Regions from separate parts of the Homo sapiens genome. Here region 1 is linked to region 2. A link is a contact called in ENCODE Hi-C data. All regions are on one chromosome and are shown on one strand. The core of a region is the stretch at or near the end of the contact, and the rest is flanking DNA. Distances in the headings are between cores, read along the strand shown.

What was found. Hi-C counts contacts between places; a loop is a spot of excess contacts on that map. Pooled maps may share reads with other maps.
Region 1: a map with no recorded cell type shows a loop between it and region 2 (4-fold over the local background). The contact joins the enhancer-like site here to the promoter of INSC in region 2. A Hi-C loop is called at or near these places in 3 of 37 single-sample maps with no recorded cell type and 3 of 50 pooled maps.

The regions. Positions count from the first base shown.
Region 1 is chr11:15,468,921-15,472,896 of GRCh38, forward strand. No RefSeq gene overlaps it. Among named protein-coding and RNA genes, the nearest start is that of LINC02751, 82 kb to the right of the region's middle. Within about 2 kb of position 2,616, at least 2 of the 41 ENCODE cell types and tissues checked have a DNase peak (open chromatin) inside an H3K27ac peak, as active enhancers do.
Region 2 is chr11:15,113,270-15,117,056 of GRCh38, forward strand. It overlaps INSC (INSC spindle orientation adaptor protein), which reads left to right and starts at 1,654. Exons shown (of 13, transcript NM_001042536.3): 1 at 1,654-1,734. RefSeq lists enhancers at 127-176, 828-1,361.

The DNA of each region.
Region 1 (3,976 bases), core at 1,366-3,865, 360 kb after region 2:
GCCATTGGTGTCATTTTCCATATCTGTCTGTCAAAGAAAACTACTTAACATCCAAGGAAATGAGGAGATTTCTTTTGCTTATATACCATTCTTGTCAAACCAATATAACATTGGTGATATAACACATTCAGACTGTAGCAACATACAGTGGAATATTATTCGGTCTTAAAAAAGAAGAAAATCCTGCAATATGTGAGAACATGGATAAACCTTTTTGCTAAATAGAATAAGCCAGTCACAGAAGGAAAAATAATGCATGATTCCACTTATTTTAGTTATCTAAAATAGCCAAACTCAAAGAAGCAGAGAGTAGAATGATGGTTGCCAGGGGCTGGAGAGAGTAGAATGATGGTTGCCAGGGAGGGGGAAATGGAGGGAACTTATTCACCATGCATAAAATTTCAGTTACGTGTGGTGAATAAGTTCTAGAGATCAGATGTACAGCATTGTGTTTATCAATACCAATATTGTGCACTTAAAAATCTGTGAAGAGGGTAGATCTCCTTAAGTGTTTATAACACAATAAAAATAAATAAATAAATGTGACCTAATCACCCCTGCTTATAATCTCTCAGGGACTTCCACAACAGAGATTCTCAACTTCAGGGTGTCAACACCACTGTGTTTAGAAATATGGTATGGTGTCTCCCAGCTAAATTTTTATTATTAATAAAGCATTGAAGTTGACAGTAAAGTATTGAAGTTTGAAACTTCTGAGTTTGACATTTTCAGCCCTTCATGACTGATCTTGCTTACTTCTTCCGTATCTGAAATTGCTCTCTACAGTTTAATAGTGCCAAATGCTTGCAGCTTCTAGAGAACAATTTCATACTCCCTGAGCTTTGCAAATCCTGTCCCCCAGTAGTTTGCTGGTAAACATTCAACAACCAGCTCTCAGGAGAAAACCAAACCAAAAGCAAAAACCCCTGATTTGTAACATTTATGAATTTCTCTGGTATAAATGTCCCTACCATGACTAATACAACATGAGGCCGTTGAATGCAGAGTGGGGAAGACATGGGTGGTAGCACATCATTATATGGTATCTTCACCACTAGATATACTAGAGATAAATAATCTCCACAACACAGATTACAGAAAAATATCATGAAATAATTAGGGAGGCATGAGTTTTGAGTATTTTTAAGGTTTAAACTTAATGTAATTTATTTTAATATGTTAATAGAATTAAATTTTTAATTGTGGTAAAACATACATAGCATAAAATTTAACATTTTCACCATGTTTAAATGTTCCATAGCATTAAGCACATTCACATTGTTCAACCTTAACCACCATTCATCTCCAGAACTTTTTCATCTGCCCAAACTGAAATTCTGTACCTAGTAAACAATAACTTCCCATTTCCCATTCCTCAGCTCTGAGTGACCACTACTCTATTTTCTTTCTCTATGGATTTGACAACTGCATGTATTTTGTGTGAGTAGAACCATACAGCATTTATCCTTCTGTGTCTGGCTTATGTCACTTAGCATAATGTTCTCAAGATCATCCATGTTGTTGCATATTGCAGGATTTTCTTCATTTTTAAGGCTGAATAATATTTCATTATATATATTCTATTATACATATTCCATTATATATATTCTATTCTATATACACATTCCATTTTATATATATTCTATTCTATACACACATTCCATTATATATATTTAATTATATATACATTTATAGATATTCTGTTATATATATTCCATTACATGTGTATATCCATTGTATATATTCTATCATACAGGTATATATTCAATTATATAGAAATATATTCCATTGTATATATTCTATTATATATTCCATTATACATGTATATTCCATTATATATACATATATTCCATTATACACACACACAATTATATGTGTGTGTGTGTGTATATATATATAGATATATATATAAAATTTGTTTTCTTTATCCATTCATCCACTGATGGACATTTGGGATTTTGGGTGCTTTCTGCCTTCTGGCTATTGTGAATAACGCTATGGACATGGGTATACAAATACCCATTCAAGTCCCTGCTTTTAATTCTTTTGGGTACATACCCAAACGTGAAATTGCTGGATCATATGTAATCTTGTGTTTAATTTTTAAAAAGCCACCAGACTCTTTTCCACTGTGATTGCAGATATAGTAATTTAATTTTTAATAATGATTATGTTTAACAATCAGCTCACAGAGTTTCTGAGAACGTGGTGATGAGCACCATGAGCCAGCGCAGGTCTGCTCCAGTGCACTGCTGGCCTGGAGCATACTTCTTGTCACACAGTACTGCCACTTCCTCTATGACAGCTTCCATGACTTTCATTATTACCCAATTAAGTCGAACCCTCTCTTCTCTGCACTCTCTCTGTTCCTTGTATTTACTTCACATGACTCACATTACAGTTCAGGTGTTTGCTTTTATGCCTTTTGCTCTCAACACGCTGTGCCTTATTATGTCAACCACACAAACTTCTGGCTCACTTTAGGCCCTCAATGCATGTGTGTTGTACTGATCTAACAGGTATTGTGTTTGGATCTATAAAAGATAAACCAAGTGGGCAGCATACTCCTTTCCCCCAACCTAGCCCCCAAGGCCATCCATGCCCAGTGCTATAAGCTGGTGGGAGATAAGAAGGGCAGGGCTAGGGCAGAGTTCGATCCTGAGCAATTGTCTAGTACTCACTCTGGAGGTTAACCAGAGAAAGCAAGACCTGAGGCCAAGGTTCTACACTGAACCAGAGGCGTGTGCCACATGCTGAGTTAAGCACTGTAGATTTCCATCCTCATAACATTGAATCCTGAAAGTTAGGTTTTATTATCCCCATTTCACCAAGGAGAATACATTACCTAAACATACAAAGTCAAAGTTCATGGTTACACTGCTATAAAATAGAAGTCACGACAACTACCCTACCATCTGCATTAGACTTCAAGGTTTTTAAGTTTGTCTTCCTCACTGGAAGGTGGTACCAGGAAGCTCAACTTGTCTCTCATTTTCTCTTGCATTCTGGACTCTGCACAGTGACTGGCAGTCAACAAATACTCATTGATTTATGTCATAGGAACAATGGAACTTGAAACCCACTGAGAAATAAAGTAGTACCTGGCCCTGAGGTGTCGACCTCTCTCTTCTCCCATTGCAAATCATGACTTGCCTCTCACCAGGGAGATAACGCTCTTCAAGCAATTAATTATCATGAAAAAAGCCCACTCCAACCCCCACTCCTGTGGAGCCTTACACCTGCCAATTGGCATGTTGTTGAATTATAATGTATAACTAATTAAAGGTGACCTCACACCGGGGGTCTAGGTCTCCTGTGTCAGGACCAACCACAAACTGGTCATCAGAATATTTCCTCGTTCTCTCACCCAGTCTCCCTATCGTGTGTGTGTGTGTGTGTGTGTGTGTGTGTGTTAATTTCAAATTCTTTCCCTGCATCAGCGAGCAGATGAGATCCTCAGCCAGCTTTCATCTTTCAGAAAAATGAATAGTGCAGAGAGAACATTATCAAATGAGCTGTTGAAGAAGTCAGTGAATATGTCATTGAGTGTGACTGCTTCCCGAATGAATTTAGATTTATCTCTGTTATCTTCCCACCCCCACCCAGCCCCCCTTGCCAAGCTTGCCCTCAGGGCAGGCACATGCCTGCCATGAATCCTGACCGACAGCTGTCTCTCCTGGCTGACAGGTCCAATCGGGCCTCTGAGCTTGTTCAGGAATTTGGTTTGTTAACATTATGAATGAACTCATTGGATAGTCCTGTTAAACACCTCACACCTCTTGCTTCTGCAGTTTCTTAAAGGATTCCATTTCCATTAGGCAGACTCTCACTCTGAAGTGTAGGACAGAGCCACACTCTCACTCTGAAATTGTTTTATCACATCAGGAGCTGCTGAATGGCTGTGACAACACAAGACCTAGAAACCCTCTCTTTTCTTCCTCTCTGGCTGTTTTATTAAAATCAGGGTGCTATAGTT
Region 2 (3,787 bases), core at 404-2,903:
CTTGCCTCAGCCTCCTGAGTAGCTGGGGTAACAGGCACATGACAACTCGCCCAGTTAATTTTTGTATTATTAGTAGAGATGGGGTTTCACCATGTCGGCCAGGATGGACTTAATCTCCGGACTTTGTGATCTATCCACCTTGGCCTCCCAAAGAGCTGGGATTACAGGCGTGAGCCACCACTCCCGGCTGAGACTATTCTTATCATACCACCTGCCCTACCGGAAACAGACTCAGAGAGAAGATTCTGCAAACAGTCTGTAAGACTGTGGTTTCAGTGGTAATGCCCAGCCAGGCGGCACCAAGCCCTGTCCCCAGCCCTAGACAGCACTTGTTGAAACAGGAACTGAGGCCCCTCTCAGGGAACTTGGGGAGTAGAATCAGGCTGTTCTGGATGACTGGAGGGTAGAGTTGAAGCTGGCTTGTCTGAGAGGAATGATTTGGCCACCTTCTGAGCCCTGGGCCCCCAGAGAGCTGAGGAGGAGAGTTAATATCAGAGAGCTACTGTGTGTGTTCGAGTCCAGGGAGCAGCAGTTAGCTTCAGCCAGAGCCTGAAAAAAGAAATAGAGATTATTAGCATTAAGGAAGAGAAGGCTGCAGTGGGACCTCGGCGTGGTCGTTTTGTCATGGGGACTGAGTTGAGCTCCTTCTCCCTGAATACATATTGTGAGCAAATTGACATAGTTTGCATGTGAGAGATTTAGGTTAGATGTCAAGGAGATCTTTCTGTCAGTAAGAGAGTTCAAGCTTTGGAACAGGGCTCAAGGGAGACCAGGGGCTGCCTTTGCTTGAGGACCTCCAAGAATAGGTCAAGATTCTCTGGGCTCTGGGAGCCTCATAGCAAGATGGCGGAGGCGGGGGAGGGGGAGTTGTATGAAATGATCTGGAAGCTTTCTTCCAGGTCAAAAATGCCACATTCCCGAGCTTTTGGGTAGGAATCAAGTTCCTCTAGATTTAGCTATTTGACAGAGTCCAGGACGGGGGTGGGGGGTGGGGGGTGGGGTCTGATCTTATGTGCCGAAGTTAGAAGGAGTTTCTGCAACAACCCCTCGTCATTTTTGGCAGGTCCAAGATGTGGAGGGTGACTTAGGTGTGTGTGAGCAAGGTTCCAGAGGGAAGCACCTGCGGTGAATAAACCGTCTCATTCTAGGCGTTTGGGGTCTATCAAAGCTGGGTGGCTTCCTCCTTCCTAGCAAGTGAACTGCACCCAAATCCCTCCTTGTTTTGTTTCAGCTCCAAGGGAAACGATCGCGGCACATTCCCTTCCCCTCTCCAGATGTTGGCATGCGGGGCACCTTGTGGGCGACCCCGCCTGGACGGCTTCGCGGCTCCCGGGCGATCACCCTGGTGCCTGCCGCCTGGCCCGGGGGAGCCCGGTCTCTAATTAGGCCTGACCGCGTCCCCATTCCAGCGCTCCTGCAGATGGGAGGGAGGGCCATGTTTCCCCCCCCAGGGGCACCGAAATAGCCTCGTAGTCCCGCGGAGACAGCAGGCAGCCGTGGCTGACGCGGGACCAAGGCTTGGCAGGGAGCGCGCTGCTGTGGAAGGTCCTTGGGAGGCTGCGACCGCCTCGGAGAGGGCGGGCGGGGGAGAACGGGGCGGGGGGTGGGGCGGGGGCCAGGGGCGGCCTCTCGGGCTGGGCCGGCAGAGCGGCCACTTTGCGCGCGGCCTCTGGAGCTCCAGCTGCGCCCCGCCACCACTGGCCGCTCGCACTACCAGCCTGTCTCGCACGCTAAGTAAGTAGACAGCTCCCCTAGCTGGATTCAGGGGGCTGGTGATGCCTCTGCTAGCCTAGTTGGGAACAGTGCAGGTTTGTCACTAATTGGATAGTAGGTGTAAGTGTGTCAGTGGGAGTGCTTGTGAAGGGGAGCTTGCGCCAGTGTGAGGGAGTGTGTCTGGATGGGATGTCCACATGTGGAATTTTCTAGCATGTGCCCCAGGGTGCGAGTGTGGGTGAACGAGTGTGTCAGAGTGTGTGGTGGCCTGGAGTGGGCCACAGGTATTTGCCTGTGTGGCACCTGCTGCCCTGGGTGCACTGTGTCTGTACCTGTGGAAATGCCTGTGTGTGTGGCAGGAAGGCCCCCAGGTGGGCTGAGCCAGTCCACATGTGGATGAGTGGATGTGCCAGTGTGAACCCAGGAAGGCAGAAATTGGGGCTAGGGAGTGTTATCTGAACTCAGGCTTTCTAAGGTGACCTGACTTGTCCCAGCTGGGGTGTCTTCTCTGTGGGTCATTCAGCTTTGGTTTCTCAGGGCTTGGAGAAGGACAGAAGCTCAGAGCCCTCACACAACACTGGAGTGAATGTGGCTCTGACTAACCCCATCTGGCTAGACCAGGGTCAGGGAGACAGCTTGGGAGACCCCACTCTTAAACCAGGAGAAGAGACAGGAGGCCAGGGGATGAGTGGACCATATGGCCATGGCCACCCACAAACACTCGCAGTGCACCCACGCTTACATGCTCAGCATACACACATTCCTGTCCATGTGCACCAGTCTTGCACACACTCTTCTCAGGATAGCCATGCAACCATTCACACTTTCAACATGTATACCTGTGGACAACGACATGTATGCAACATGCACCCACTTTGTTCAATGCATATGCGCAAATGTATCCCTGGTGTGGCCCCACCCTCAGCCGCTAGCCTCCTCCCACTTTTGCCCCTTTTAATCTATATATTATACCTCTGACAATGGGTCCAAGAAACTGGCCTCAGTGGGGAATATTTTAAGTCAGGGACTTTGGCTGTGGGGGTCAGGGCAGATGGTGATGTGGTGCCTTTGAGGGGTTCCATTGAATCTGAAACTGAGGCTGTCCATGGAGCTCAGCCAGAGAGCATCTTGTCCCTTTAGCTCTGGGACTTAGAAGCACTGTTCGCCCTTTTAGAAGTGAAAACTTCCAAACACTGCCTTTGGAAGGCAAGCCAGGTCAGGCTGGGATCTGACATGGAGCTCAGCATATATAATTTGCTCCATGCTGTAGTTTATACTCTGGATTACACTTGCTGCAGAGAAGCAGTGACCTTTCTGGGTTGGGTCCCAAGGCAACCATTTGGCAGGGAGGACAGTGAATTGAGCTGGGTTGATTCTTTCTCTTCTTTGGTTTCGTTCAACCCTACTTTGAGTCTCCCTCCCACAGGCTGGTGGAGGGATGGCATTTGCTCTGCTCCTTTCCTTTCTTCCAGTGGTTATCTTTTTTTCTGGACAGAATCTTCTCCATGACCTCCTCCCCCTGGTGACCACTGGGCACACACTATACAGCGCTTGGAAGAGTAGGTGCCCTAAAATACCAGCTGAGTGGTGGTGTTATTCTTCTTAGTAGAGCTTCTAGACCTGTCCCATCCTGGCTATTCTCTTCTGAATACTTCAGTGAGGTACCCAGACTAAATGTGCTCTTTCAGCTGGGAAGTTAGAAAGATGGTATTGAGCTTCCTTCCTTCCCTTCCTTTCTTCCTTCCTTCTCTTTCTCTCTTTTCCTTCCTTCCTTCCTTCCATTCTTTCTTTTTTTCTTCCTTCCTTTCTTTTCTTTTCTTTCTTTTCTTTCTTTCTTTCTTTCTTTCTTTCTTTCTTTCTTTCTTTCTCTCTCTCTCTCTCTCTCTCTCTCTCTCCCCCTCCCTCCCTCCCTCCCTCCCTCCCTCCCTCCCTCCCTCCCTCCTTCCTTCCTTCCTTCCTTCCTTCTTTCCTTCCTTCTTTGATGGAGTCTTGCTCTATCGCCCAGGCTGGAGTGCAGTGGCATGATCTCAGCTCATTGCAACCTCTGCCCCCCGGATTCAAGCGATTCTCCTGC